Linked DNA regions of Homo sapiens: regions 2 and 3 are each linked to region 1. A link is a loop called in an ENCODE intact Hi-C map of the cell type or tissue named here. Cell type or tissue: CD4-positive, alpha-beta T cell. All regions are shown on one strand.

Region 1 (8,000 bases):
CACCACATACACATCACATACCATCATACACCACACCATACCACACACACAAACCACACCCCACACACACACACAACACACCAAACATAACACACCACACACTGTTGTGTGCAAGTATGTGTATGTATATACCACATACATACTTGGCATACACACATACACTTGTATGTGGTATATACATACTTGCACACAACACACGCCAAGCACATCACATCACACAGATGTACCACAGACATACGCCACATACATACACCATATACCACACAAACAACACACACCACACACATCAAACACATCACACCATACATATAGGTACCACACACACACCAAAACACACAGCATGCACACGCACACATGACATACTGCACTACACACACCACACGCATACACACACAACACAGCACACACCACAAACCACTCATTTAAAGAGAAGCATTTCAACTGTGAGTTTCCACTGCCACCTAAGGGTTCAAATGTGAGAGAGCCAGTTCAAAGGAAAACAACCTCAGACCGAGCTTGTCTGACTTTGAATGTGGCCCAACACAAATTCATACACTTTCTTTAAACTTTATGAAATTCTTTTGCGATTTTTTTGTAACTCATCAGCTGTCATTAGTGTTAGTGTATTTTATGTGTGGCCCAAGACAATTCTTCAAATGTGGTCCAGGGACGCCAAAAGATTGCACACCCCTGCTTTGGATCTTAAAATAAGTATGATCTGGGTCAAGGAACAGCTGCTTATTTTTTAAGCTCAAGGGCCCAGGAGGATTCCATGAGGGGAAGGAGATGTGCGTAATTTGGATAAGAAACTCACAATCTTAATTTAATAGAATCCTCTTTCCACTTTTTTGAGCTCCAGAGATCACACAAGCGGTGTGTGTGTAAATATATATGCATGTGTGTTTGCAGGTTTATATGTGCACGTGTGCACACGTGCATGTTTGAGAGATGGTGTGTTTTGAGTGTGCACATCTTTGCACATCTGTCGGAGGAGGGTAGGCAGCAAAGGATGTTCCCTGGGAAGGCATTGTTGTAGAAAGAATCTCACAAAGGAAATATTCAGAAGCCAAGGGTGGTGGGAAGAGGGCCAAGGGGAGGGCTGGGCAACTTGAAATTACACTTACTTATCTGGTTCTCTCGACAAGTAGCCTGTTCTGCTGGGCTACTTAGATCCATCTGCAGGCCAGTGCTGTCCTCCACAGGGCAACCGATCAACTTTCATGGGCTTCCAGATCAAAACTGACCAATTAGTATAAAGCTTTCTCTGAAGGGCCTGCCCATCAGTTCTTTTAAATACTCTCAGAATGATTGCATTGTCCAGCCAGGGTTGAAGCCCATGGTCTATAACAGGGGTCAACCAATGTTTTTCCATAAAAGCTCAGATAGCAAGTATCTTCAGGTTTGTAGGCCATATGGTCTCTGTCACAACTACGCTACTCTGCCCTTATAGCCTGAAACCAGCCATAGATAATCTCCAAAGATATAAACGTGACTGAGTCCCAACAAAACTTTAAGGATACTGAAATTTGAATGTCATTTGTTTTTCATTGGTCATAAAGTGTATTTGTTCTTTTCATGTGTTTTCATTCACTGAAAATCCAGAGAGCATCTCGGCTCACAGGCTGTATACACAAGTAGGCTGTGTTGGATTTGGATGTGGGGGCTAGAGCTTGCCTCCCTTGATCTTGATCACTGACTGGCATGTAGCTCAATGTCTACTGTAAGGTCAGGCTGGATTTTTAACCACCACTGGACATGAGTGTCCTGTAATATTGTCAATAAGTTTATTGATATCTTATTATTGATATTTTACATGTATGCAGGATTCATTCTTATTCTTGATAGCATGTCTAATGGGTAACTATTTACGTATTTATTTTCTCACCAAGGAGCATAGTGAAGCCAGCAATCTGAAGTTTGAATTTAAGCTTTTTTGATGATCTCATCTCTAATTTGAAGCCACAGACCTCCAGACAGCAGCAACCTTTAATCTGACAGTCAGAGAAAGGATTAGAGTGACAGTTTGAAGATGGGTTACTCGTGGTCTTGGTTTTTTTTTCCTTTTGTAGTAGAGCATTGTTGCTTTGAAGATTTATAGGTCAAGAATGTTGTAGAGACAGTCATATGCTGCTATTTGCCTGTAGGTAAAGTAAGAATCAAATTTAGCGGCGTTCAGACATGGCTGATATGCCAGGCTGCCAGAGACAAATATGTGAGTGCTTGCTTAAGTTTGGGGCTTAAGAACCATGTTAGTTTCATTTATTTCTGTAGGTATTTTAGGATTTTCAGTTTTGAGTATCTTAGTCAACTTTTTATGTTGATAGTTAATTGCACATTTCATATATCCAACTAAAAAATGTGGAAATAAGCAGATGATCTTTAAAATATAGTTTTCCCTGTTTATCTCGATAAATTCTTTTTTTTTTTTTTTTTTTTTTTGAGAGTGAGTCTCGCTGTGTCACCCAGGCTGGAGTGCAGTGGCCCGATCTCGGCTCACTGCAAGCTCCGCCTCCCGGGTTCATGCCATTCTCCTGCCTCAGCCTCCTGAGTAGCTGGGACTACAGGCGCCCACCACCACGCCCGGCTAATTCTTCGTATTTTTAGTGGACACGGGGTTTCACTGTATTAGCCAGGATGGTCTCAATCTCCTGACCTCGTGATCCGCCCTCCTGGGCCTGCCTCCCAAAGTACTGGAATTACAGGCATGAGCCACTGCGCAAGGCCAATCCTAACTTTTTAAATGACAGACACATTGTTTGCCCTTTGCTTGTAATACTTTGAATGGTTAATTTGTATATCCCTTATTGATCTTCACTACACCTCAATATGAGTACACTGGACAAGGAGCCATGTTTCCATTTTCAGATAGAATAAGAGAAGTTTGAGAAGCTACCATGTAGCTTTATGAGGCAGGTTATCTGTTTTACAAGATGTCTTCAGAGTTTTTTCTATCTCTAATTTTTAAATAATTTTTACATTTTTTTCTACTGTGATTCTGAATTTAAAAAAATGGAACTAACTTCACACTCTAAATTTGCATTTTTGTCATGCTAAGATATATTCCCCTTCATGTAACTTTTCCTTTAATAGCACAAATTACAGCAACACTAGATGGTATTATTTTGAAATAGTTTAGAGAGGATCTTTGTGATTCTTCAACAATTAAGTCCTGCAGACACATCTCCATCTTTGGAGGCTCCCTATCTTTTACCAAGGGTCAAGTATATGGTGACCTTTTCAAACTGTTCCCTGCTAGGTGTCTGAGTTTGGCTCTGAAAGAAATCATTTCCTTTAAGAGCTCGCTCCAAAGCAAAGCCTTTACACGTGTAACATCTCCTTGGCCACATGCGTCACTCTGCATATAAACAGCCTGATTGGCTGGGGCTGCTTAGATCCATCTGTAGGCCAGTGCTGCCCTCCACAGGACAACCGGTCAACCTTCATGGGCATCAGAATTACCTGAGAAGTTCTGCCAAAAAGACACGCCTGAAGGAGCAGGTGCAGGTCTACCTGGAACCCTGGCCTCTGAATGTCACCAAGTGTCCAGGGATTCTTGAAACTTCTCAGGGGACTTTACTCTGTGGTGTGTTGGGCTGTATGGACTGCTGATGTCTCCTCTGAGAGGATTTACAACCCTGGGCACATAAGAATCACGTGGGAGAACTTTAAAAAGTGACAGTCCCAGACTGCACCCCCAGAGATCCTGATTCTGGAAGTCTGGAGTGGGTGTGGGTCAGGCTAATGAAGCTCCTGGAGGCTTGAAGGCTCTGTTAGGTGTGAGCATCCCAGACTCTGCCTGGGTAATTCTAAACCCTGGTTGCACTTCAGCATCGCACAGGGAGACTTATAGACCACTTGTGTCTCATGTGGTGAGCTGAATAAAGTCCGCGAAGATGTCCACTTCTGCATGCCTGGAGCCTATGAATATGTTACTGCTGTGGTCTAAATATTTGTGTCCCCCCAAAAATTGTAGTTTGAAAACCTAATCACCAGTGTCGTGGTATCAGGAGGTGGGGTCTTTGGGAGGTAATTCAGGCAGACTCTTCCCTCATGAATGGGATGTGTACCATTGTCAGAGAGGCCCCAGAGAGCTGCCTTGCTCCTTCCACCATGTGAAGGTGCAGGAAGAAAGCACAGTCTGTGAACCAGGAAGTGGGTCCTGAGCAGACACCAAACCTCCAGGTACCTTGATTTTGGACTTCCTAGCTTCAAGAACTGTGAGAAATAATTGTGTGTGTGTGTGTGTGTGTGTGTGTGTGTGTGTGTGTGTGTGTAAGACAAAGTCTCGCTCTGTCGCCCAGGCTGGAAAGCAGTAGAGCCATCTCAGCCTACTGCAACCTCCGCCCACATCCCTCCCCACTACCCCCTTTCCCCGCCCCCACCCCAGGTTCAGGCAATTCTCATGCCTCAGTCTCCTGAGTAGCTGGGACTACAGGCCCGTGCCACCATGCCTGGCAAATTTTTGTATTTTTAGTAGAGACGGGGTTTCGCCATGATGGCCAGGCTGGTCTCGAAATCCTGGCCTCAAATGATCCACCCACCTTGGCCTCCCAAAGTGCTGGGATTACAGGCATGAGCCACCGCGCCTGGCTGAAAGTTTGTTTTTTGTAAGCACCCAGCTTATGATCGTTTGTTTTAACAGCCCAAATGGATTAAGACAATTACATGGTAAAAAGAACTTTGCAGATGTGATTTGGTTAAGGATCTTGTGATGGGGAGGTTATCCTGATCACCTGGTGGGTACTAAATAAAATCACAAGGATTGCTTATAAGAGGGAGGCAGGCAGTTAAGAGCCAGAGAAAATGTGAAGATGGAAGCAGAGATCAGAGTCATGTGAGGTCTGAGTCAAGGAATGTAGATGACCTCTAAAAACTGAGAAAAGCAAAGACATTGATTCTCCTCTAGATCCTTCAGAAGTAATGCAGCCTGCCAACACTTTGATTTTAGTCCACTGAAACTAATTTTGAACTTCTGACCTTCAGAACTGCAAGATCATAAATCTGTTATTTTAAACCACTAAGTTTATGGTAATTTGTTACAGTGGCAACAGGAAATGAATACAACTGAGACCTCAGCACAGACCATGTAGACCAGAATCTCTGGTGCTCTTTCCTCCCTGCTTCTCCCGTTAAGAAACATCTTAGTTTATGACAGTCTAGTTTGAGTTAACGCCAAATTAATTTCACAGGTATACAAAAACTTTGCTTCTATGATCTTTGATCCTCCCTCCCACCTTCATGCTGCTATTGTTACAGATTACATCTTTATACATTGTGTGCCCATCACTCAAGATTTAGAATTACTGTTTTATGTAGTGGTCTTTTAAATCAGACAGAAAAAAAGAAAGAAATGGCTGGGTGCGGTGGCTTATGCCTATAATCCCAGCACTTTCGGGGGCCAAGGCGGGTGGATCACCTGAGGCCAGGAGTTCAAGGCCAGCCTGGCTAACATGGCGAAACCCTGTCTCTACTAAAAATACAAAAACTACCTGGGCACACTGGTGTGTGCCTGTAATCCCAGCTACTCAGGAGGCTGAGGCCAGAAGAATCGCTTGAACCCAGGAGGCAGAGGTTGCAGTGAGCCAAGATCACACCACTGCACTCCAGCCTGGGTAACAGAGTAAGATTCCATCTAAAAAAAAAAAAGGAAAAAAGAAAGAAGTTATGAACCAAAAGTACCTTTATACTGTTTTTTACTTTTACCTATGTTGTCACATTAACAGGGCCTTTTATTTGTTAGTGTGGATTTGAGTTACTACCTAATTTCCTTCCATTTCAACATGACGTGTTCCCTTTAGCATTTCTTGGGAGAAGGTCAGCTAGTGACAAATTCTCTCAGCTCACCTTTTCTTTTTAAAATTATAGCATGTCTTAATTTCTCCTTTGAAGGATGGATTTGCTGGATGTAGAATTCGCCATTGACAGATTTTTCTTTCTTTCCACACTTTGAGTATGCCAGCTCACCTCCACAATTATGAGTAGTCAGCCATTAGGCTTACTGAAGTTCCTTTGTGCGTGGGGACTCACCTGTCAGTGAGGTGTGAAATTGCCAGCATTTCTTTATTTCTCACTCTTGAGTTTGCAGGTGGGCCGTGGCAGTTCTACTGAAGTCCGCAGGTGGGAAGGGCAGAGATCTGATTCTCCTGCATTTCCAGGCAGAAGGCACAACCACTCTCTGGGACGCATGGCTCTGATGCGATAAGAGCACACAGAGTGAGCCCAATGCACCATGTGTGTTTGGCTCTTAGCTTGGACAGGCAAATCCACATCCACTCACATTCCAACAAGCCAAAGCAAGTCACCCAGCCCATTGCTTCTGGGACAAGGATGTACATTCCTCCTGGGCGTGGGGGTGCGGGTACCGCAAGGGGAATAAATTTTTCCTGAGCTACGATACAATCTCCCACCAAAAGTCATACAGCCATTTAGTTAACAACTTTTCTTGAATAGTTCAGTTATCATCAATGATCCACATATTGATAAACATGACTTGACAATAATAACAATGTTAGCATTTTACACTATTTTCTAGAAGCTTCACTATGCTTCATTTATTCTCAGAAATTCTCTCTAGGATAAGCTTCATGGGCAGAAAGAAGAATGAATGAAAGCCACGTAAAAAGGACTGTAAAAGCCAGTAAAAAGGGCTGGAATAAATGGGACAAATCATCATCCTTTTCTATACCCTTATTTCATCTGTGTGAACACATTTGCTTGCTGATTTGTAATCAGAACCTGTGGCCAAAGAAAAAACTGTCTGTCATCTTAGCTCCAGAAAGCTACTGTCATCTTACTGCATCCCAGGTGGCTTCTTTTGCAGGATTCCTGGAAGGATGATGTTAGCTCTGCTGTTTCACTGGAAGAGTGACTTCACTGGGCCAGCCCTGTGTCCTTCCCACAAATGTGGTTCAGGATTTCATCCAACATAGCTCTTTACCGTGGTGCTGCCTCTAATTTGGGTTTACCATTACCCCACTGGAAGCCAAGAAATATTTACCCTATTTATATTTAGCACTTGAATCAGAGTGTTATGATATCAAAGTCCATGTAAACTGCTGAACAGAACTTTAAAACAGCATCCTGAATCAGAATGCATGCCCTATTTTGTTGTTGTATGAGTTTGTTTTCATTTATGAAAAGGTGATTTGAAAAAGGACTGCAAATTCCTCCTTCTCTTCTAGGCCTGCTACTGCAGCATCTCTGTTTTCACTGTCTAGATTTTGTGTCTAAACATTCCTTTGTAATTTATAAGATTGTTGAACGTGGGCTCAGATCTTCACTTCTGTGACCTTAGTCCCAGACACTGCTGTCATCCATAAAGGTACTATAAGACCCCCTTACATCACTCTTTTAAGACAGACACCTTCAACTGAAATGCATTGCATGTGACTTCCTCATTTCAATGACTAATTAAATTGTGAGTATATTTATGTAGAATAAAGTGAAAGGTTCTTAATGTAGTTATATTTAATATGTTACTTCTTCATTAAAGAGCTTCCTCTGAGCCAGGCGTGGTGGCTCATGCCTGTAATCCCAGCACTTTGGGAGGCCGAGGTGGGCGGATCACGAGGTCAGGAGATCGAGACCATCTGGCTAACATGGTAAAAACCCATTTCTACTAAAAATACAAAAAATTAGCCAGGCGTGGTGGCAGGCGCCTGTAGTCCCAGCTAATCGGGAGGCTGAGGCAGGAGAATGACGTGAACCTGGGAAGCGGAGCTTGCAGTGAGCCGAGATCGTGCCACTGCACTCCAGCCTGGGCGACAGAGCAAGACTCTGTCTCAAAAAAAAAAAAAAAAAAAAAGAGCTTCCTCTGAGGAAGTTACCTACTTTTGGTAAAGTGGGTATTTTGAGTGGCATAACTAGCATGAGCAGCATATCAGTGCAAATGCAGTAACACTATGAATTAAAAAGGGAATAAGAAAGGTCTTGTGTTTGATCAAATATTTATCTATTAATGTAGAAATTCTCCTTGGAACCCTGGTTGGTGCTATTGCTTT
Region 2 (8,000 bases), 180 kb before region 1:
AGCCATGTGTTAGAACGAGCTCGTCTGGGGTGGAGGGCAGCAGGAGAAGAGAAGGCAGCTGGGAGGCCAGGTGGAGGGTGGCGGTGGCCAGGATGGAAATGGAGGAGAGGCTGGAAAGGCAGGAAGGAGCCCCAGGGAGTGTTGTCTGAGAAGCCTAAGTTGGGGCATGAGGAGGGAAAGTGTGTGAGTTGAATAGTGTCAAATGGAGCAGACGTCATAAGACTTTTGCTATGGACTGAATTGTGTCACTCCCAAATTCATATGTTGAAGTCCTAACTCCCAACATGGCTGTATCTTGACATAGGGTTTTAGGAGGTAATTAAGGCTAAATGAGATTGTAAGAGTGGGCTGTTGTCATGGGGTTAGTGTCCTTATAAGCGAGCTGAGAGCTTTCTCTCCCTCTCTTTCTCTATCCCCTCCCTTTTACCCCACTTCCCCACTTCACCACTTGAGGATAAGCAAGAAGACAGCCATCTGTAAGCCAGAAAGAGAGCCCTCACCAGAACCCCACCATGCTAGCACCCTGATCTGGGACCTCCAGCCTCCAGAACTGTGAGAAAATAATGTCTGTCATTTAAGCCATGCAGTCTATGCTGTTTTGTTCTGGAAGCCCAAGAAGACAAATACAGCCTCGTTCCTGGAATGTTGAAAGTGTCACTGGGGCGAAGATGGTATACAGCCTCTTATTTTGAACTCCCACTGTTCTAACATTCGTTCATGAAACATCTTTTGTGAATTGATGCCAGGCAAGTGGTATAAAAAGGAAAAGGCACCCGTCTTGTGAGTCCAGGCTGCATCCGCTGAAGCTGTCCCTGCTGGCGGCTGCAGTTCTCCTCACAGGGCGACCACATTCACAAACACCCTCAGGGCAGTGTCCCAGAAACAGAGCTTCCCAACTGAGATCTGTCCTACTTTTGAAGATGACTGCTGTATTGCTCAGGGAGGGAGAATTTTCAATCCTTGCAAAGCAAGACAGAAACAAAAGGGGTACTTGGCCTTCTCAACCGGTGTGCATGTACAGTATTTGAGGGCGCTACCTTTAGACAGCAGGGTGAGTGTGCAAAGGGATCCTCGTGTTGGAAGATGGGGGTAAAGGGGTATGAGTCTGAGTTCCTCCTGAAACACCAGCCTCTCTCAGAGGCAGCAGCGGAGCTCCGCGTATGCTGGCGCTCTCTTTCTTGCATCGTGTTCATGGATTTCTAAATTCCCTTGCTAATGGCAACAGAAATACCACCATCAAAACTAACGTCTCAAGGGTCCAAGGTTTCAATCACACAAAGCCCAGGTTATCATAGGAACATGGGGCAGGCAAGGAGGGGGCCCCTGGGGAGCCATCTTCATGTGTCCTCATTAAAATGAAGGGAGTCATTCAGAGATTTGACTGTGTTTGTCTCCTTCTACTATTTTTCTTTAAAAAGCTGTTTCAGTTAGAGTAGGAAGAGCAAGATACACTTATTTCTGAAATGGGTGCAAGAACTTTCAAATATGGAAACACAACACCTTTCTATTTTTTGAATTCTGCTTTTAAAACGGAAAAATACTTGTTCTTCTTGAGAATTGGGCTTTCTGCTTTGAAGGAGGTAATATCAAAGCAATATTTTATTTGCAAGTAATGAACTGTACTCTTTTAACTTGTTTTGCTAAAGCATTGCTCTTCTGGGTACTTCATAGTTAAAGTATTGTGCCCTCCCACCTACCCTGAAGTTTTTGCTAGTCTTTGTGCATGACATTCAAAATAACGTACTTCTGCCACTACAAGGTGTGAGCACACTTCTAAATGACAAAATGATTGAGTTATCATCAAGATATTGTTCAGTATAAACATCATTTTACTTTTCTAAACTTTTAAAAGTGGCCAACACATTCAGTCGCTGTATTATCTTTTGATTAACCCAAGTGCTCAGCTATCCATCGCATTCCACGAAGTCAGTTTGCAATTAATGAGCAGGACACAGTTTATCAGCATGCCTGAGAAAAGCGATTGTATCTGGATGTCCTCAGCCCTTTCCCCTCCAAATAGGCTGTGTGGTGAGTGCTCCTTCGAATGGTACAGATGGCCGGCCTGTTTATCCTCTCCTGCCCTTGCTTCGGGCCATGCCTAAGTGCCTCACCCCTGGCTGAGTGACATCAGGTCCAGCTGGAAGTGGGGCACCAAAATGCCTGCCTCACTGGAGCTTGGTGGTGTCTGTTTGCTCACCTGCAAGGCCAGCATGGCCTTTTATTAGAGGTCTCAGGGGGCTGGGGGAGGCCATAGCTCTTTGAATTTCTCTTATTAACTCTTCTTTGACTGGTTCCAAGTCAAAGACTTCTGCGTGCATATGTACACACACTGTATCACACACACCACACACTCACACTACCCATGGATATGCACACATACCACATACCACACACACATATGCACACACACACCACACAACACCACACACATATATGCACGGATATGCACACACACCACACTACACACATCATACACACACTACACAATGTTACACACACCTATACACACACATACACACACATGCACACATACTGCGCTACACGCACCACGCACATACATGCACACACACCGCACTACACACATCATACACGTACCACACAATACTATGCACACCTATACACACGCATATGCATATGCACCACACACACACGTTATACATCCCCCACATACATTTTCTCCACTTTTCTTGGCTGCTTCCCTGGTCCTCACCATCAAAGGAATTCTTGCAGTAGAGCCTGGAAGGCTTCTCCCAGGAAGCACCCACTTCCTGCAGGAGAGAGACTGTGAGAGCGCGCCAGCCTCCTCCCCAGCCCTACACGCTGCCATTCATCCTCTCAACACACTTGTGAGTGTCCCTGTTGTGCCAAGCACTCTTCCAGGTCCTTCCAGGAGGTGGGTGAGGGGCACTGATGAAAAAAATGGGCCTCAACCTGGAGTCATGAAGCTTGGGGGTTTGGGTGGGACACAGGAATAAGAAATGAACATATCTGTGAACACGATGACCAGGAATTACAGGAGGGAAAGAGCACCGAGGAGCCTGCAGAAAGAGGCCCTGGAGCCCGGAGCTGATGCCAAAGGCTGTCCAGGAGGAGCAAAGGAGCAGCCAGGAAGGCCCTGGGGCACAGCAAGAGTGTCCAGAGTGAAGCCCAGCAAGTGGGGAGGGCGGTTCATGCAGTGAGAGGAAGACTCTAGAGGTTTTATCTAGGCCGTATTCCTTCCCCCTTTGTGGAGATGGGTTGTGCAGGGGGTGTGGAGGGAGCTAGAAGCTCCGCATGCATGGAAGATTAGTGCTCACAGAGCCCCAGATAGAGGCCGAAATGCCCATGGTGGGTGAGGAAGAAGTTTGGAAGGGGAAGCCAGAGAGGAGACGATGCAGGGCTCGCACTGGAACCAGCTCAGTTGGATGAAAGAAAAAAGTAAAGAAAAACGGAGAGCTTGAGCTTAAGGTCATTTTTCTAACTTTCTGTGTTGAAATAACGTTGGACAGACAGAAAAGTTACAAGGATAGAGTTTCCATACATACTTTTTTCATGTCAAGATCTTGTATCAACACGGCCCATTGGTCAAATCTGAGGAATTATTGTGGGTAAAATACGATTAGCCAAATGGTAGACTTTGTTTGAGTTTCCCTATCTTTCCACTCACTCCCTTTTTCTGTTCCAGGATCCAGACCAGGAGCCTACATTTCACTAACTTGTCAGGACTCCCGTCTCTCCTCCAGCCTGCGACAGCTCCTCCGTCTTCTTTTGTCTTTTCTAACCTTGATACTTTTGACGAGTACTGGCCAGCTGTTTCGCAGGATTTTCCTCCAGCTGAGTTGGCTTGAGGTTTTCTCTGATTGGATCACAGTTACCGGTTTTCGGAGGAACAGCACAGAGGTGAACGGTCTCACTTATCACTCCACATCAAAGCAGGCATGACACCCACGTGACTCATTCCTAGGAGGCTGACCTTCACCTTTTGGTCTGGGCGACATCTGCCAGGTTTTTCCACTGTCTAGTGACTATTTTTTTCTTTTCCTTTTTTTATGTTTGTGAAAGTCCTGCCCACACTCAAGGGGCGGGAAATGAAACTACACCCCCTGGTGTAATTTGTGAGGTACATTAAAACCACCCTAGTAATAGGAAATGCTCACATTATGCTTTTGGTCATTGTTATTGAGCTAGTTATGAGGCTTCTTTTTCCCTCTGTGGGAAGATGACATTTTCACCCGTAATACCTTGTCACCCGTACCACTTTGGCAGTCTCAGTGAAGATACCTGCACCCTCTGGGTGAGGGGCTTCTGACTAGTGCCATGGATGCTTGCTCTACAGAGACCAGAGAAGACTCCAGTTAGGGAGAGCGGACTCGCTACGCTCAGGTGCCGCCCCTCTGTCTCCCAGCCTCTCTAAAATGACAAGAAAGGGACAAAAGCCTTATTAACTTATAGAGTGAAAGACAGCAGGGATAACCAAGGGTAAAGCATCACAACACATTTTGTAAGTGCCTCATCTGAGCAGATCCTGACCAGGAGTGTCCCCTCTCCTGCCACCCACTGGAAGGTGCAAGCAGACGGAGGTGGACAAAGCCCTGGGCTCATGGCAGGGCCCCTGCAGTATCTGCCTGGAGGACCTCAGGCACCACAGTTCCCTCTCCCATTCTGTATGCCCTGTGGCTACTCTGGACACAGTCCCCATAGGAGGTGGTAGTTGACTGGGGATGCCATAACAAAGTGCCACACACTAGGTGACTTAGAACAATAGCAATGGAGTGTTTTACAGTTCTGGAGGCCAGAAATCCAAGATCCAGGTGTTGGCAGGGCCCCACTCCCCGTGAAGGCACCAGGACTCTCTCTGCCCAAGGCCTCTCTCCTACCTTCTGTTAGTTCCTTGGCTTGTGGCAGCAGAGCTCCAATCCTTACATGGCATTCTCTACGTGTACGAATGCATCTATGTCCAAATTTCCCCTTTACATAAGGATATGAATCATACTGGATTGGGGCCCACCCTTGCAATCCTATCTTAAATAATTACCTTTGTAACAGCTCTATCTCCAGATCTACACACACACTCGGAGGGACTTGGGGGTTAGGATTTCAACCTGTGAATTTTGGAGGGAACGTAATTCAACCTATAACTAGGTGGGATGTTTACTTGCTGAAGGAACAGACAGTCCCACTAGGCTGGGAATGGTAGACCCAGAGAGGGCTGGAGGGGAGCTTTGGGGCTAAAAAGACAGATTACATGCAAGCCAGCCTCCTGAACCTGGGACCCTCAGCTCTTCTTCCCACTCTGCTTCCACAGGTCTACCCTGCCCTCACCTGGGGAGAAGTGTGGAGGACTCCTCCTTGGAGAAAGTGAAAAACTCCCAGAGAAAACATTGGCAGGAATTGGCATTGGATGGGTCCTGGCTTGAGACTAGCTCCCATTGCATCAGTCTGCAAGCCCTCTGCTATTTCTACCTCCCCACCCAAACTCCAATCCACACTTACTTTAATGTCCCATTCTGCAATGTGAGTGGGCAGCGGAAGGTCACCAGAAGCTGTAGAGAAAGTCTTTACATGAAAGACAGACACTAAGGGGTAAAATCGCAAAGCAGGTATGCAAAAGAAACAAAAATAACCAGGGGGCTAAATAATCGAAAAACAATATTTTATGTTCTCAGATATCAAAGATGGTATTGCATCTGTAGAGAAGGAAAAATGTACTAAATAAAATTACTAAGTATTGGTCTAGAGGGTTGGAGAGAATATAGATATTTTTTAAATACGAAAATGAGATTTATCTATCAATCATCTATCTACCTATGTCATTCATCTATTTATTAATCCTCTATCTATCTACCATCTACTTATATACATATTCATTCATCACTATCTATCCATCTGTCTTTTTGCCTGAGTACTTTCTTTGAAAACTACTGGATAATGCACTTCAGTAAAATAAGGGAGAAAACTAGATAACATGGAATTCTGGAAACAGAGGACCCAATACAAGAGAGAGATGAGGAAGGCTCAAAAGTCTCTAAGAAAAAAAAAAGCTACTGTATTTGAGTACTTGGAAGTGTGTTTAGGCATTTAACAGATGCGTTAAAATTTTTAGAAATGTTAGCAAGAAGCACGTGGAAAACTGAGCAAACAAAAGCCCAAGGCAATTTTTAACTCCAGGAAAAACAAACATAGAGTGGTGTGAGAGAGGAGGCATTCTCATGGCAGACCACTGGCCTCGGTGGGGTACGATCAGCACCTCACATTAATAACGTAAACTCTGCCTGTGGGGAGGGGAGGCAAAGAGGTTGGGGTTGGGGTGATGTGAAGGAACTGACTTTGCACCTTTCTTAACAGAAAACCAATAAGATACTCTAAAATATTGAAAAATCAAGAAATAGCAGAATAGTATATTACAGAGATATGCAGAAATAGATACCAGGGAAAATATATCTTTAAAAGTTGAAAGTGCTTTCCTCTATGAAGCAGGGAAGGTTTGGGCACTGGGCCCAACACTTTTTTAACATCAGCTACTTAGAACTCTTTGCTTTCACTGTGTGGACGTACTTTGCTAAATGTAGAAGCATAACTTTACAGCAGAAAGGCGGGGAGAAAAATGTGTACACACAAGCTTGCGGAGGCTCACAAAAAGGGAAAGTCTTTCTGGCAGGATTTTGTGTTGACTTTTTGTAAGCGTGATCAGCCCATGGAGTTTTTCCTGTATGCTCAGAACTGGGAGGAAATCTTCCTGCTCCTTGGAGCCCTACCTCTCCAACTGTCAGCATCATCTTGGAATTATCTTTGTAGCAGGAAGCTTAGGGCACTAACACCTTGCCCTCCTGGTTCCCAAGGTGGGAGGTGGGTGAGCGACAGCTATGCTTCTCCCTGCAGAGGAGGCAGCGCAGGGGTGCTGGGAGCACCTGTCAATGGGTGAGAAAGGAAACGGTGTTTCTCTGATGCTTTTGATTGAGCTGCAGCTCTCTACTATGCTACTTAATTGACAGCAGCTGTTATAAAGCTTTAGCTTCTAGGATAAGGGACAACTTGTAAATTTCAGTGTCTACTGTGAATCTTATGGCTCCATCACTCTTCCTCTCTCCCATCTGCATTTACTCACCAGTGTGTCTATGCCCCACACTTTAATCACCCGTCAGCCTTCCTGGAATGGATGTCTTCAAGCCCTCCTGTTTGGTGTTCTCAATCAGGATGTCCTCTGACTGTCCTCCCCACTGAGGACAGACAACATTAGTCAGGACCAGAGGGATTTTATGGAGACATGGGGTCTCCACTTACTAGCCTGCCAACTTCCCCTTCCCAAACTCACTGTGGAAAGTAGGGCCGCTGTAGACCAGTGACACGCAGGGGGTTGGCTTGGGGAGAAAGGGTAAGGAGAGCGTGAATGCCACTGCTGGTTGATTGGAATGGCTGGACTGGAGATTTGCACCAGAATGAGGGAGTTGTGCAGATGCAGAGCAGATTTTGTGCCTGACATCCACCCAGTTAGAAGACAAAGAATCATGGTGCCGTTTTAGGCAGCAATGTGATTCGTGGAGATCTTTGTGCTCTTGCTCTTTCAGGGTTTGGGAATTCTGGATCCTGGCCATCTCTTCTTCTTTTCAGAGTAACAGTGGATATATTTTGATTTTACCTAGCTAGTGTTGCAGCGAAGCCTTAGGATAACACTAAATGAAGCATCCTTTAGCCAAAGCAAACAATCCTTTGGATGTCCTTTCAGAGACTACACCACATCAAATGAAGTGAAACCCCAGACCTTTGGAACACTCACCATTTTTCAAATTCAAGCCTATTTTGAAAAATTAATAAAATGAAGCCTTTTAAAAAGACCCCAAGGAAACCATGGAGTTGGTAGCTTCAGCAGATTGGCAAAGATGGACTGCACAAAAAGAGAGATGCTGGAAGGCATAGGAGCTGCCCGGTGGATAGAGTTCTAGACATGGGTTCCTGGGGGCCTCTCCTGGCTGGCAGCATGGGCAGGTTTTTGCCCTCCTAGACCTTCAGGACTTGGAAAAGCA
Region 3 (8,000 bases), 530 kb before region 1:
ATGGGGAAAAACAAAAGGTAACATTCTTAATATGAAAATAGGTCTTGGAAACTAAAAAAAGAAAAAGAACATGGAAATGAAAATTGTATTGGAAATGATGGAAGAATAGGAAATACTTCTCAGAAGATAGACTTACAAAGAAAATGAGACCTGGGCACCGTGGCTCACGCCTGTAATCTCAACACTTTGGGAGATCAAGGTGGGAGGATTGCTTGAGCCCAGGAGTTCGAGACCAGCCTTGGCAACATAGTGAGACCTTGTCTCTACATTTGGAAAAAAAAAAAAGAATGAAAAAAATTAGCCAGGCATGGTGGAGATGGAGGCTGCAGTGAGCTGAGATCATGCCACTGTACTCCAGCCTGGGTGACGGAGTATGACTTTGTCTTAAAGAAAAAAGAAGAAGAGAAAGGAAATGGAAAGGAAACAGGAAAGAAAGTGAAGATCATTAGAGGATTAACCCAGGAGTTTCATGATGTGAACAAATTCTAATGGAGATGAAAGGAAACAGAGAAGAGGAAATTATCAAAGAAATACATTTAAAAATTCCTAGAACAGGCCTTGCAGAGTAGCTCACGCCTGTAATACCAGCACTTTGGGAGGCCGAGGTGGGCAGATCATGAGGTCAAGAGAAGGAGATCAGACTGGCCAACATGGTGAAACATCGTCTCTACTAAAAATACAAAAACTGGCTGGGCGTGGTGGCGTGCACCTTTAGTCCCAGCTACTCGGGAGGCTGAGGCAGGAGAATCACTGGAACACGGGAGGTGGAGCTTGCAGTGAGTCTAGATTGTGCCACTGCACTCCAGCCTGGCGACAGAGCGAGACTGTCTCAAAAAACAAAAAACAGAAAAACTCCCAAAACAGAAGGACTTGAGTTTCCAGTTTGAAAAAACTCACTGAATCCCCTGCAAAATGAAAGGAAAAAGACCTTCAGTAAAACACAAATCCTGAAACGTCAAAACACTCAGATCAAGCCTCACAGTGAGAAAAATGGGACCCAAGCTAAGGACTAATTGTCTTCCCAACAGCAACACGGGAAGCTAGAATGCAGTGAGAATATGACTTCCCAATTCCGGGGAAACAGCATTCCACTTAGACCCTAGACCCTGAAAGGCGAGTGCTCCAGGGGGATGGAAAAATGACATTTTCAGTCATGTGAGTTCCCGAGGAGCGCACTTTGTAGATACCTTTTCTGAGGAAGCTGCTATTGGACGCCCTCCAGCAAAATAAAAAAATAAATTAAGGAAGCAAAGGACCCAAGATCAGGGTCAAAGGCACGCTCCTGACCACCTGGCACCTTGAGGTTACAGGGGGCAGCAACCTGAAGAACAAGATTCCTAGGAAGGTCTATTTCCTAGGAACAGATGCCACTGATGGAATACGTGATGTTTTTTGAATGTATTGAGAAGAGATTTACATTTCTGATGAAGAATTTTTGGAATGAATTCTCAACAGGTAAAGAAAAATGGATAACCTGTGGTACCTTACAATAGAACAGATATCTATTTCTGCAATGAAATAAATTGCTAATTTCAAGAAAAATGAGTGGCTGATTTTTGTTGTTAATGACATGAATGTTGGATGCAAACGTTACTTGAAAGTCATTGTCTTAGTCCATTTTCTGTTGCTTATAACAGAATACCCGAAACTGGGCAATATAGAAAGAAAAAGAACTGATTGCTTATATTTATGGAGGCTGAGAAGGATGAAGCTCAAGGAGCCATGTATGGTGAGAGCCTCTTGCTGGTGGGGACTCTGCAGAGTCCTGAGGTGGCACAGGACATCACATGGTGAGAGGGCTGAGCGTGCCAGCTCAGGTCTGTCTTCTTCTTATAAAACTACCAGACCCACTCCCATCATAACCCATTAATCCATTAACCTATTAATCCATTAATCCATGAATAGATGAATCCTGCCTTCATGACCCAATCACCTTTTAAAGCCCCCAGCTCTCTGTAATGCCACATTAGGGATTAAATTTCTTTCTTACTCTTTTTTTGGAGATGGAGTGTCCCTCTGTTGCCCAGGCTGGAGTGCAGTGGTGCGATCTTGGCTCATTACAACCTCCATCTCCCGAGTTCAAGCAATGCTTGTGCCTCAGCCTTCCGGGTAGCTGGGACTACAGGCACGCACCACCACACTCGGCTAATTTTTGTATTTTTAGTAGAGACAGGGTTTCGCCATGTTGGCCAGCATGGTCTCAAACTCCTGACCTCAGGTGATCCACCTGCCTTGGCCTCCCAAAGTGTTGGGATTATAGGTGTGAGCCACCTCACCCAGCCAGGATTCAATTTCAACATGAGTTTTGGAGAAGACAAATATTCAAACCATGTCAGTCATTAAAAGTTGAAAGCATTGAATACATATTTTATCCTGATAATGTTCACAGTTCAAATAAAAAAAAGTGTAATCATCAATGAGAAAACATAAAACAACATTATGAGCCAGATATAATAAAGCATTTGACATATACTCTTGGGGGAAAACTTACAGAAAATTATTGGTAATACAAATTTAAAAAATGGAAAATAGCATTGGAAACTGCAACACGTTTTGGGGAAAATTTCTGAATTAAGACAGTACAATTTTAGTTATCACCAACGAAATACAGTTTCATAGCAGAGGTATATTGTATTAGCCTGCTCACACTTATAACAAAATACCACACACCATAACAAAATACTGTAGATGGAGTGCCTTAGACAACAGAAATGTATTTTCTCACTTCTGGAAACTGTAAGTCCAAGATCAAGGTGCTGGCAAGGTTGGTTCCTGGCGAGAGCCCACTTCCTGGGTTGCAGCGGCTGCCTTCTCAATGTGCCCAGGGGTGGGGGGAAGTCTCTTCATCTTCTTATGAGGGCAGTGATACTGTCATGAGGACCCTACCATTGTGACCTCATCCAACCTTCATCTCTCCCAAAGGCTCCACTTTCCAAATACCATCCCACTAGGGGTGAAGCTTCGACATTAGAATGAAGAGGAAGGCATAATTTAGTCGGTAGCATATATTACTATCTAGTCTTTCAAGAGGAGATAATTCTATGGCCGGGGGTTGGGCACTGCCTCTTTGGAAAGCTCAATGTATACATGCCCTGTGACCTAGCAAGTCTGTGCTCAGATATGTGCACCTGTGCACCAGGAGAGACAAAAAGAATGGTTACATTTGCACTGTTTGTATTGTAAAAAAGTGGATGATGTAAATATCCATTCACAGAAGAATGAACAATTTAGGGTATGTGTCTACAACAGAACCCTTTAGGCGGTTACACAAATGCATCTAAAAATGGTAGTGTTCTTTGTAAGAAGGCAAGTTGCAAAATAATGTCTTCTGGCTGGGTGCAGTGGCTCACGCCTGTAATCCTAGCACTATGAGAGGCCGAGGAGGGCAGATCACCTGAGATCGGGAGTTCAAGACCAGCCTGGCCAACATGGTGAAACCCCACCTCTACTAAAAAGACAAAAATTAGCTGGATGTGGTCACGCATGCCTGTAGTCCCAGCTAGTCTGGAGCCCAAGGCGTGAGCGTCACTTGAACCCAGGAGGCAGAGGTTGCAGTGAGCTGAGATTGCGCCACTGCACTCCAGCCTGTGTGACAGAGCCAGACTCTGTCTCAAATACAAAAAAAGATGCATTCCATATGATGCCAAGTATACAAAGTAAAAAAAAAGGCATGCACCGCAATGTATTCTATTAGTAATGTGTGCATACATTTGTAGTATTTAGATTAACTTCAATTGTATGAACAAGTTCTAAAAAGATACTGTACTAATTTTTGACTGGAGTTTCATAAAACATCTAAGATAAATGCAGTTTTTCTATTAAGAAATAATATATATCTTACCAAAGAAAACTTTTTTGTACCTCAATCAGTAAATTTTGATGGTTTTCTTCCTTAGTTTGTCTATATTGCTTTAAAGATCATAGGCATTTAATGTATTTTTATTTCTGCTATTATTAATGGAATATCTCCCCCATTATAGCTTATATTCTGTGATTGCTGTGTTATAGAAAAGTTATTAATGGGCCAGGAGGGGTGGCTCATGCCTGTAATCCCAGCACTTTGGGAGGCTGAGGCTGGTGGATCATGAGTTCAGGAGTTCGATAACAGCCTGATCAACATGGTGAAACCCCATCTCTACTAAAAATACAAAAATTAGCCGGGCATGGTGGCTTGTGCCTGTAATCCCAGCTACTCCGGAGGCTGAGGCAGGAGAATCGCTTGAATCTGGGAGGCAGAGGTTGTAGTGAGTTGAGATCTCACCATTGCACTCCAGCCTGGGGGACAGAGCAAGTCTCTGTCTCAGGAAAAAAAAAAAGAAAAGAAAAGCTATTAATTTTGTAACGTTTAATCTTATACATAATCACTTGATGCATATATGAATTTTAAGATGATTAGCTGTGTTTTGAGTGTTATTCCACTATCCTCCAGTTGTGATAGTTTTATTTCCTTCTTTTACATAATTACACATCTTATTTCTGTTTTATTTATTTTTAAATATTTTGCATTGACTGAACATTCTGGACAAATGGTAAATAATAATTTTCACAACAGGTAATTTTTTTTCCCTAATAGAAATGGGAATGTCTTTAAAGTAGATTTTTGTTGTTGCCCAAATGTAGGTAATAATCTCCCCTTCTTAGGGCTTTCAACTTTTCCTATTGCTAATAGATATTAAATGTTATAAAATTACTTTTGGGAAATAATTTTTTACTGGACTTTTTTTATCTTAAACTGGTAAGCCAGAATGATATTGTAATTGTGGAATTAGACCACTAGATGGCGGTGTGCACCTATTTTTTTGCTTTGGGACCCTTAAATTGTTTATTGTTAAAATTTAAACCTTTTAAATAGGGGTGTCCAATCTTTTGGCTTCCCTGGGCCACATTGGTAGAAGAATTGCCTTGGGCCACACATAAAATCCATTAACACTAATGATAGTTGAAGAGCAAGGAAAAAAAAAAAACACCTCATGATGTTTTAAGAAAGTTTACAAATTTGTGTTGGTTTACATTCAAAACCGCCTTGGGCCTCAGGCGGTCTGCCAGCTGAGGGTTGGACAAGCTTGTTTTAAATTAACATAATCCACAAACTATCATCTTCCTTTCGACTTTCAATTTAGTGATCTTAAATTAGGAATATGCTTAAAAATACTTCTTGTCTCTCCTGTATTGAGTCAGTTTTATTGGGGTATAATTTATACCACAATAACATTCAACAATTTTAAGGATACAATACAGAGAGTTGTAACAAACACATTCAGTCTTGTTTCCACCACCACACTTGTAATAGAGAACATTGGCATCACTCCAGTCACTTCCCTCGTACCTTCCCTGCCTGCCAGCCCCTGGAAACCACTGATGGGTTTTTGCCACTTGACCTTTTCTAGAATTTCGTATTAGTGGACTCATACAGTATATAGCCTCGTGTAGGTGGCTTCTTTTCCACAGCCCCTTGCTTTTAGGATTCATCCATGTTGTTAAGTGATTCAGTAATTTCTTCCTTTTTATTGTGGACTAGTGTTCCATTGAATGGCTTTACAACAGTTTGTTTACTCATCCAACCACAGTGAACATTTGGGGTGCTTCTAGCTTTGGGATATTATGAACAAAACTGTTACAAACATTTACACAGAAGTCTTTCTGTTGACGTGTATTTTCATCTCTTGGTAAATACCAAGCAGTGGCATTGCTGTGTCATGTGATGAATATATGTTTTAACTTTCTAAGAAACTGTTTTCCAAAAGGTTTTCTGAGGTGGCCACAGCATTTTATGCTCTCCCCTGCCATGTGTGAGAGTTCCAGTCTCTGCACGTCTTCACCAGCACTTGTCATTACCAGTCTTTTTAATTTTGGTGAGTGTGTAGTTACACTTTATTGTGTTTTGACTGCATTTCCCTAATGTCTAATGATGATAATAAACATCTGTTCATGTGCTTATCTGCCATCCGATATCTTCTTGGTGAACTGTCTGCTCAGATCTTTTGATTATTTTTTTAAATTACCTTGTTTATCTTCTCATTTTGCATTGTAACAGCTCTTATATATTCTAGATAAAAGTCTTTTCTATTATTTGCAAATATTTTCTCACAGTCTATAGCTTGCCTTTTCATTTAACAGTGTCTTTTGAAGAGCATATATTCTTAATTTTGATAAAGTTCAATTTATTAAATTTTTAATATATAGTTCTAGTTTTTTGGGTCCAGTTTAAGAAATCTTTGCCTAACCCCAGGTGACCAAGATTTTCTCTTATGTTTTCTTCTAGAAGTTTCATAGTTTAGCTTTCACATTAAGATCTATGACCCATTTCAAATTAGTCTTCTTCTACAGTGTGATGTAGGGGTTGCATTTCATTGTTTTGTTTTTGCATGGGACAAATTTGCATCCAGTTGTTTCAGTACCAGTTGTTGAAAAAATTATCATTTCTTCATTGAATTGCCTTGGCAACTTTGTCAAAATTTAATTGATTCTACATGAGTGGATCTATTTCTGAACTCACTATTCCATTCCATTGACCTACATGTTTTTTTTCAGTTAGACTAATGCCACAATGTCTTGATAACTGTTGATTTATAATAAATCTTGAAATGAGCAGTTAGTCTAAAAAACCTCATTCTCCTTTTTCAAAATTGTGTTGGCCACAAGCAAACAAAATTGTTTTAGATCCTTTGCATTCCATGTAAATATTATAATTAGCTTCTCAATTTCTGCAAAAAAGAAGAAACCTCCTGAGATTTTACTTGAGATTTCACCAAATCTCTAAATCAGTTTGGGGAGAATTGACATCATAGCAATATTGACTCATGAACATGGTATACCTCTCCATTTATTTAGACCTTCTTTAATTTTCCTCAGGATTGTTTTGTAGTTTGTGCATCTTTTGTTTAATTTATTCCTAAGTATTTCATATTCTTTGATGTCACTGTAAATGTTACAATGTCATGTAAATGTTGCTAATTTCCAATATTTTATTGTGTTTTGAACATTTCCACCTTTCAGTGTACTTCTAGTATATAGAAATCCAACAAATTTTTAAAAATTGAACTTGTATCCTACAATCTTGCCAAATTCACTTGTTAGTTCTAGTGGCTTTTTGTACATTCCTTAGATTTTTCCATGTAGATTATTATATCTGTGAATAAATCCAGTTTTATTTCTTCCTTTCCAATCATATGATTTTATTTTTCTCACAAGGACCTCTGTGGTTGGCAGAATAATGCCCCAGTGATGTCTACATCTGAATCCCCAGATCCTGAGAACATGTTACATGACAGGGCAAAGGGGAATTAAGGTTTCAGATAGACTTGTAGTTGTTAATTAACTGATTTTAAGAGATTATTCTGGAATATCCATGTGGGACCCAATGTAACCATGAAGATCCTTGTAAGTGGGAGGGGTTGGCAGAGAGGACATCAGCCTGATGGATGTGAGAAGGACTCGATCTGCTGTTGCTGGCTTTGAAGGTGGAGGGTTAGTCCATTCTCATTCTGCTAATAAGGACATACCCAAGACTGGGTAATTTATAAAGGAAAGAGATTGAATTGACTCACAGTTCAGCATGGCTGGGGAAGCCTCAGGAAACTTATAATCATGGCGGAAGGGGAAGCAAACACACACAAACCATGGGGAACTATGAATTACTATTGAGGAACAGCACATTCAACATGTCATAGCAATCAAATACAAAATTAGCCCGGCATGTTGGTGCATGCCTATAATCCTAGCTACTCGGGAAGCTGAGGCAGGAGAATCGCTTGAACCTGGGAGGCGGAGGTTGCAGTGAGCCAAGATCACCCTGTTGTCTGCTGTGCCATGGACGCCTTGGCTCAGAATGCAAGTGCCTGGGAGGGGAGATGTTCTAAACTGCTGTTCTGCATTCACAATGAGCAATATTTTGGAAAGAAGGATATTCCTGGGTTAGGATGAACCCAGGCACTGCCTTCAAAACAAATTTTTAAATTTAAACGTTTCACTCTTCCACCTCATTCTGCCAGGGCTGTTGA

The links. Hi-C counts contacts between places; a loop is a spot of excess contacts. Peaks named below come from ENCODE experiments on the same cell type or tissue, not always from the same donor. Only the 100,000 strongest peaks of a DNase experiment are listed, where the experiment ranks them.
Region 2: a loop joins it to region 1, with 3 times the contacts of the local background. A loop is called at or near these places in 50 of 110 quality-filtered maps.
Region 3: a loop joins it to region 1, with 12 times the contacts of the local background. A loop is called at or near these places in 12 of 110 quality-filtered maps.

The regions. Positions count from the first base shown.
Region 1 is chr9:90,099,079-90,107,078 of GRCh38, forward strand. No RefSeq gene overlaps it. Among named protein-coding and RNA genes, the nearest start is that of MIR4290HG, 62 kb to the left of the region's middle. In CD4-positive, alpha-beta T cell, a CTCF peak has its summit at 3,396 (motif pointing left); a DNase peak (open chromatin) is centred at 3,383.
Region 2 is chr9:89,920,247-89,928,246 of GRCh38, forward strand. No RefSeq gene overlaps it. Among named protein-coding and RNA genes, the nearest start is that of MIR4290, 99 kb to the right of the region's middle. RefSeq lists an enhancer at 930-1,099. In CD4-positive, alpha-beta T cell, a CTCF peak has its summit at 4,080; a DNase peak (open chromatin) is centred at 4,055; H3K27me3 peaks cover 329 bases.
Region 3 is chr9:89,571,731-89,579,730 of GRCh38, forward strand. No RefSeq gene overlaps it. Among named protein-coding and RNA genes, the nearest start is that of GADD45G, 29 kb to the right of the region's middle. In CD4-positive, alpha-beta T cell, CTCF peaks have their summits at 4,803 (motif pointing right) and 5,004; a DNase peak (open chromatin) is centred at 4,781; H3K27me3 peaks cover 486 bases.